Regions from separate parts of the Homo sapiens genome. Here region 1 is linked to region 2. A link is an interaction called in ENCODE POLR2A ChIA-PET data of the cell type or tissue named here. Cell type or tissue: HepG2. All regions are shown on one strand.

Region 1 (4,000 bases), 160 kb after region 2:
AGTGGATAAGACAAGCATAAGTGATCATGAATGGTGGAATGGGATAAATCCAGGAAAGGTGTATGAGAGATGCAGGCAGGCAAAAAAAGTCACTTTCAGTTGTAGGGATCAGGAAAAGCTACACTGAAAATGCTGGGCCTTGAAAGGAGAGAGAATTTTGCCGGGTGCCCATAGAGCTGCCTGCATTCTAGACAGTGGGAAGGAGAGGCCCAAAGGCACAAGAGAAGGAGTGATGTTACTTGTCTGGAGCAGGGGCGCTGCGTGGAGAAGAGAGAAAGGTGAGACAGGAGAGAGTGGGGGTTGGGGCAGGACTGCGGAGGGGCTTCCACTCAAGAGCACTGGAGATGGGGCAGAGGGTCACCATAGGTACCCTCTCCAGTAAAATGCAGGCTCCCTGGGATGGTGAGCCAACCTGCCACTGGAGAGAGGGGACTCAAGAGGTGAGCTTACTCCCAGCTGAGGGTGCTAAAATTCATTCATTCAAACATCCACTCACTCATTCATTTAACAAATATTCATTGAAAGAATAAATTAATAGGTTTTTGCACAAATTCAGGGAAACTGAGACATTTGTGCAATCAACAAGGGTCTGTTGAATGAAGGGAAGAAATAAGGGAGGACAGAAAGGACAGAGGGAGCAGGGGGAAAATGAGCATTCTGTACCTGAATAACCAACAGAGACAGCCCAGAACTCAGACACTGGCAAACACTGAGCCCTAGATGGCTGTGTACAGCTGATAGATGCCAGATCTCTCTAGGGAAATGGCCCCCAACTTTCTCCCCTCTCCTCCTGCCAACCTTGCTCACTACTTTCTGTGCATCCCAGCCAGTTGAGATTTGGTAAAACTTTACTCACTTTAGAAAAAAGAAGGGCTGGCGGGGTACAGTGGCTCACACCTGTAATCCCAGCATTTTGGGAGGCCAAGGTGGGTGGATCATTTGAGGTCAGGAGTTTGAGACCAGCCTGGACAATATGGCAAAACCCCGTCTCTACTAAAAATTTAAAAATTAGCCTGGCATGGTGGCGCACGCCTGTAATCCCAGCTACTCAGGAGGTTGAGGCAAGAGAATCACTTGAACCTGAGAAGCAGAGCTTGTAGTGAGTTGAGATCATGCCACTGCACTCCAGCCTGGGTAACAGAGCGAGATTCCATCTCAAAATGAAAAAAAAAAAAAAAAGAAAGGAAAAGAAAAAGAAAAAAGAAGACCTCTCAAATAAGAACCTCTGGAAATATATATTTTTAGGAAACAGGAACTCTATGGAACATGTGGTTTCAGAGCACTTGAGCCTTCTTAGAGATTTTTCACCCCACCTCCAAATCCCAAAGGATGCATGTCCTTTTCCAGATAAAGCTCATTCTAGACCATGAGTTCTTTGAAAGTAGAAAGTCTGCTCCAGATGGCTGTTTGTCCAGCACAGTGGTAAGGAAAGAGGGGCGGGGTACTCAGCATCTCTTGCTGGCACCTGCCTCTCCCAACAGGCCCACACCCTTCTTTGCTCCAGCAAAGTTCATGCATTGTTTGCTGTGGCTGTGTCAATAGTAGAGGCTCCTCCCATTCATCCCAGAGACCAATGTCTTGTCCCTAGAGAGGATGAAAAAGAAAAAACTGAGCTCCAGGGTGCCTCCCAACAGGGAAACCTGCAGGAAGAATATGAGGGGTATTTTGCACGCCACACTAGGTCAGACCTGGGGTGACTGTGGTGGTGGTGATCATACTATTAGTTGAAGTTTACTGGGCATTTGTGTGCCAGCCATCTTTCAAAGTGTTTACGTGCATTAGCTCATTAACTCCATAAGGCAGGCACTTGTAGACGTCCTGTTTTACAGACAAGGAAGCCAAGGTGTAGAGAAACCAGGTGCCTTGGTCGTTGTCACCCCACTCCACAGTGGAGGACTGCAGGCTCCAGAGCTCGCATTTGCACTCATCATCTCTGCCTTTTCTGACACCAAGCGTGAGCCCCGGCAGCACCAACGAGCCTTGCTCCCTGTTAGGGTGGCTGTGGGATGTGCGAGACTGCTCCGAGCTGGAGGAGGAGGAAAAGTGGGGCTCACTTTTGTCATCAGCCTTCTTTATGCCAACTGCTATGCGCAGTCCACAGAACATGTTATGTATGTGGTCAGTGAAATCTTACAATGAGGAACAAAGGCTCAGAGAGACCAGGTAGTTTAACTGAGGTCACATACCTGGAAATTGGCAGAGCCAGGATCCTGAACCCAGGTGTGGCATAATGAGAAACACGTATTTGATCTCTGCTTTTTCTTGGCACAAAGTTCCTGAAAGCCTTGGAACCTCCAAAATGATGAGTGACTTCTTGTATGCTAATGAGATGACTGGTACTGGCAGCTCCTGGATAGCCTCAGGATGGGAGCTGGTTGCCAGGGGAACCAACCAGTGACTAGAGACTTGGGACTTTCAGCCTTATGCCCACTACCCACGTCCACAGAGGGGAGAGGGACTGGAGGTTGATTTCATCACCAATGACTGATGACTTAATGAATCATGCCTATAAATGAAGTCTTCATAAAAACCCAAACCCCAAAGGATGGGGCCTGAGGAGCTTCCAGGCTGAACTCATGGAAGTGCTGGGAGGGGGGCATGGGGGCTCTGTGCCCCTCCCCACACCTTGTCTCAGGCATCTTTTCCATCTGGCTGCTTCTGAGTTGTATCCTTTTACCATAAGCTGGTCGTCTGTTTTCCTGAGTCCTGTGAGCTGTTCTAGCAAATCTTCAAACCTGAGAATGGGCTGGTGGGAACTCCCGATTTAAATCTGGTCAGTCAGAAGCACAGGTGACAACTTCTGAAGCACTGGCATCTGAAGTGGGGGCAGTGTTGTGGGACTGAGGGGTGTGTGCACTCCCTGTAGGCTGTGTGCTAACTCCAAACAGTGTGAGAATTGAGTTGAAGGGTAGGACACCCGGTGGGTGTCCACTGCAAATCGCTTGGTATGAGAACAAACCCCACACATTTGGCGGTTAAGAAGTATTAAGAGTAGTCTGGAAGAAAAAATGGTGTTTCCTTTTCACCAGGACTTACTGACTCTACCCTGTCACTGTGGTCCCGAAACCTCCTTCTGGAAGAGGGTCTCATGCAGGATTTTGAGTCCAGAAGGTGCCCTAAGTGGTGAGGGGCCCTCATGCTGCATCGTCCACCTGCTAGCATTTGGATTCCGACAGAGGGGAGAGAGCGAGCTCCTGGAAGGAAAACATCTCTTCCAAAAGAGCCGTCTTCAGGGGAGCTGGACAAAGGGGACAGCCTGCCCCGCATCCCTGAGTAGGGGCTGCCAGCTGAGAGCGTGCTCATCAAGCTTCCAGTGTGGTTCTGAACCCTTCACTGGCTGCCTCCCTCAGTCATCGTCCTGTCCCTTAACCCTAGGATTGCTCTGCCAGCCCCCAATTCAAGGATCCAATGATCCTGTCTCCCCAATCCCAAAGCCCTTGACATGTCACTCATCACAGCCCACCCTGTCAGAATGTGTAGGAAAGGAGAGGAGGGGAAGGTACTCAGCTGTCTAAGGTTCTCAGGTTTACAGCTTTTTGTATATTTACGAGCCTCAGGGCTGTCTTCTGCACCTTATGTCTTCTGCACAGTCTGGGTGAAGGGAGGAGAAGAAGAGACAGGAGTCGCATGATTCTTATAACTGACTCATCAACGTACACACTTAAAAGACATCAGCGGGAAAAACCTTAGAGAACAATCACATACTCCTAACCTTTATTCCAGATGTGAGCACATGGAGGCCAGAGAGGTGGTTTGCCCACAGTGTGACATCTCCAAACTCTGATTCCGTGCCACCTCCCTGAGTTAATGCTTAACTCCAGTGTCAGGCCTGGGGCAATTTCCCAGATTTTTTTTCCTGAGAACATCAGTGCCAGCAGCAATTCTAATGTGGTGGACTGCCAGATAAATATCTATCCCAACGTTCACTCGTTCCTTCTTTCCTGGTAATGAAATCCCCCATATGTGCAGGCACTACTTTCCCAGGCTCCACTCTGGCTCG
Region 2 (4,000 bases):
AAAATACAAAGAAGTCTATGAATAGAAACTAAAATACCCCGAAGGGTTTTTTTCTAATTATGAAAGGACAATACATGGTTATTATTTTAAAAAATAAGAAAATGTGAGCCAAAAAAGGGAAAAACTGTCCATCCACAGACAACCAGTTAATATACTGTAAAATATCAAAACAAAATCTTTTGAGTTCTTTTTTTAAATCAGGCTATTTTTTCCCCTTTATTTTTAGGATCTAGCTTTAGCTTTTTTCCCCACTTTCCTATCCTGTTGCAGTTATTTTTCCTACTTCACATTTATATTTTGTTCATCTTTTTCTGGTTGTTGCTTTTTGGGGGTTTCTGTTTTTATGCTTTTGAGGAACAGATATGAAATTTCAATTTCTGTGTATGTGAAATTTCTCTTAACCTTTTCCTTCTATGGCTTCTCCTATTTCTGATGTAAGATGAGGGGCAGAATTATAGGCCTGTGAGGTTGAATTGATATTAGAAGGACACTGCACGTAAGTGAGGTGGGTGGGAGTCATTTGATTGGAATTGTTTAGGCAGCCTCCTGATGTTGGCAAGACCTTAAGCTGAAGGGAGGGAATAGGGTCCTAAGAAAGAAGACTTGGCTGAGGGAAGGGCCTTCACGGTTGCTGTGGAATAGCATTTGGGCCCGGGCTGGGCTTTGTTGACCTTGTCCTATCTCTTGGTCAGTGTGTCCTCTTGGCATGGTAGGAAACAGGTAGATAGCCACCTAAGAGGTTATGTGTTCAGCCTGTAGAGACTATCCAGGAGGGCTATCTTGGGAAAGTTTGTGTACTGTTTGTTAGGAGATGCAGTATAAGCAAATCTTGGAGGCCACTAGGCAGGTGAACTTTACCCACCTCTAACACTTTTTTTGTTCCTTCTAAACCTCTCTTTAGGCCAAAGAACTCCAAACAAGCAGAAAGGGAAGAGAAGCGAGTCCTCGGTCTGGTGCTGCTGCGAGGGGAGAATCTGGTCTCAATGACAGTAGAGGGACCTCCTCCCAAAGATGTAAGTCAGAGCAGGAAGCCTTGTGGAGGAGGGGAGGCCCTACTGTGAGCCAGGCTCTGTGTTAGATTCTGTTTCATTGCAGTTCTCACAGGCATCCTCTGGATTTTGCCCCCTTTTTCAGATAATAAATGAAATCTTAAAGAGGTTACCCTGCAAGAGGCCGGGCGCGGTGGCTCACATCTGTAATCCCAGCTCTCAGGGAGGCAAGAGGCGGGAGGATAGCTTGAGCCCAGGAGTTCGAGACCTGCCTGGGCAATATAGCGAGACCCCATTCTCCAGAAAAAGGAAGAAAAAAAAAAAGACAAAAAAAAAAAAAAGAGGTTACCCTGCAAGAAAGAAGTGGAAAAGGGGAACTAGAATTTGGGTATCTCAGACTTTAAAGCTCTACCTGTTTCTCAGTTGATGTACATAGTGAGTCAGTGGAGGAAGCACCTGAAGCCATCTGGGTCAGTTCTTAATGTGACGACAAAGCCTAGGTAGACCTTAAAAAGTTGTAACTCCGAAACAATAGGAAATGTGTGTATTTTGTTTTGTACAGTTACAGTTCATAGTTACTGAGAATCTACCTTGCGCCAACCACTTCAGTATTTTATTTGATCCTTTAGGTCTCTTTAGAGATAAATTCTCATCTTATAAATAGAATAAACCAGGGCTTAGTAACTTGCCCAAGGTGCCACAGCCACTAAGTGGTGAAACTGACATTTGATCTCAGACAGTCTTGATTCTGTAAACACCAAGCTACACATAGAAATAGAGCAGGCTTTAGAGACCTAGTCAAATTTGTTTTCCCTTTCCCTTTTTCATTTGAAGGGTTTTTTTTTTTTTTTTTTTTAGATTTTTAGATGGAGTCTCGCTCTGTCGCCAGGCTGGAGTGCAGTGGCACGATCTTGGCTTATTGCAACCTCTGCCTCCCGGGTTCAAGTGATTCTCCTGCCTCAGCCTCCCGAGTAGCGGGGATTACAGATGTGAGCCACCACGCCCTGCCAAGACGTTATTTTAATCAAAAGAGAATAATCCTTTTAACTTTTTAAAAATCCACATATATTATCTGGATTTTTTTGTACTTAACACATAGTGGGCATATATTATGTTGTTCTGTGTTTTCACTTAATGTTAACATTTTTCTAGTTGCTCAACACTTTTAAAGTCAAGTTAATGACTGAGATTTTCTCAAATGAGTACAGAGTAGTTTATCCTAATCATTTTCTTTTTTGGAGATTTTTACGTTTTTGCCTTTTCCAGTTAAAAATGTCTGCAAGGGATGTTAGCATATCTTGGTTCAAAGTCCATGTACATATTCAAATCTCTTAGTACCTACTTCCAGTAGAATTGGCTGGTCTAACATAACCCATCATAAACCTTTGTGATCACAACCAGTTGTACCATAACCATGTCATTTGCAGATAAGGCAACTCAGCCCGGGATTGTGGGATTATTTGTCCATTGTCACCTAGCGGATTAGAATCAGCTGGGAATGGATCTCATGTCCCTTTAATGCCTTGCCTGCTGAACCCTGAGTGGAACCCTGGCCCTTTGCTCTTGGTTTAACTTTCACAGGAGTGCATATAGGTGGTTGAGTTGTGGCATGTTTCTCTAGACTTACTCTTAAGTTCTACCCTGCTTCAGGGATAACTCATAGTCTTGGATGGAGGAAGAATGGTGTTGGCACACATGGAGAGGTAGTATTTATAAGCTATTTCGATAGTATTTATAAGCTATTTCGAGGGGCTCTCTTGGCAATGATATTCCAAAGTATACTTCTGATCTTCAGATCACTGGGCATCAGAGCATATTTGTTTATTTTTCAGACTGGTATTGCTCGAGTTCCACTTGCTGGAGCTGCCGGGGGCCCAGGGATCGGCAGGGCTGCTGGCAGAGGAATCCCAGCTGGGGTTCCCATGCCCCAGGCTCCTGCAGGACTTGCTGGGCCAGTCCGTGGGGTTGGCGGGCCATCCCAACAGGTGAGGAGTTGGGGAAAGGGTACCACCTCCTGGTGGCTAAAATAAAGGATAAAGGGGAGGGTCCATAGTTTTAAAAGGGTCCAGAGTGACCAACCTGTGATTGTCAGACTATCAGTGTTTCACTGTGGTTTATACATGGCCCTAGAAGCAAGTGAAAAGGATAAGTTGCCATTGTAAATTATGTTGATGCTATTAAAGAGATGTACGAATTAGCCAACTGTATTTAAGGAAAATATTTCCATGACAGCATTTGAAATCATGAGTCATATTTGAAAATGCAGTTGCCTTCTCTCACTTGGATTGGACATGCTTACATTCAGGTCTAGAAGATGGGAGTTGGGCATTCAAGCTTGATCTTTCCCGACATGTGGTTTTGGATGGGAAGTCTGGTGCTGAGAGTTGTAGCATTAAGGGATTTGGTGTCTGTTATTTCCCACTGTCCTTCCCCAAGTTGGGGAGGAGAGTGGGAAGCTGCATTGTACTGTACTCTTCTAACTCTTTCTTCTTATGTCCTCTTAGGTGATGACCCCACAAGGAAGAGGTACTGTTGCAGCCGCTGCAGCTGCTGCCACAGCCAGTATTGCCGGGGCTCCAACCCAGTACCCACCTGGCCGTGGGGGTCCTCCCCCACCTATGGGCCGAGGAGCACCCCCTCCAGGTGAGGAGCCCATAAGGAGACCAGTGCTAATTGATAGAAGATGCCTTAGCTGGATTAATGATGAGATATAACCTTGACTGAAGCTGATGATGAGTTTGTATAATTAAGCAGGATTACTCTGAGATCCAGCGTGGCTGACTGATGAGACTAGGTGGACAAGAGCCATTGGGAGCCCTGGGTGTTAGGCTCAAATGTCAGTTTTCTGGGAGCTGCTGAGAGGGTGGAATGGTCCATCTATCTCAGAACTTGGTGGAAAGCTTTGTAGTTTTTTTGCTACCTTTTCAAGATAGACACTTGAGCTATATTCTTGGGGCTTTTCTCTTGCAGGCATGATGGGCCCACCTCCTGGTATGAGACCTCCTATGGGT

Evidence for each region. ChIA-PET counts read pairs that join two places held together with the same protein. Peaks named below come from ENCODE experiments on the same cell type or tissue, not always from the same donor. Only the 100,000 strongest peaks of a DNase experiment are listed, where the experiment ranks them.
Region 1: POLR2A ChIA-PET joins it to region 2 with 5 read pairs; 7 of 35 experiments call an interaction of 5 or more read pairs at or near these places.

The regions. Positions count from the first base shown.
Region 1 is chr20:2,303,652-2,307,651 of GRCh38, reverse strand. The region is part of intron 1 of TGM3 (transglutaminase 3); the gene reads right to left. Among named protein-coding and RNA genes, the nearest start is that of TGM3, 9.7 kb to the right of the region's middle. In HepG2, no CTCF peak of the experiment used is centred here; a DNase peak (open chromatin) is centred at 1,541.
Region 2 is chr20:2,462,721-2,466,720 of GRCh38, reverse strand. SNRPB (small nuclear ribonucleoprotein polypeptides B and B1) reads left to right here. Exons shown (of 7, transcript NM_003091.4): 3 at 902-1,013; 4 at 2,822-2,974; 5 at 3,494-3,632; 6 at 3,960-4,000. SNORD119 (small nucleolar RNA, C/D box 119) reads left to right here and starts at 3,674; the gene lies at 3,674-3,769. In HepG2, no CTCF peak of the experiment used is centred here; no DNase peak of the experiment used is centred here.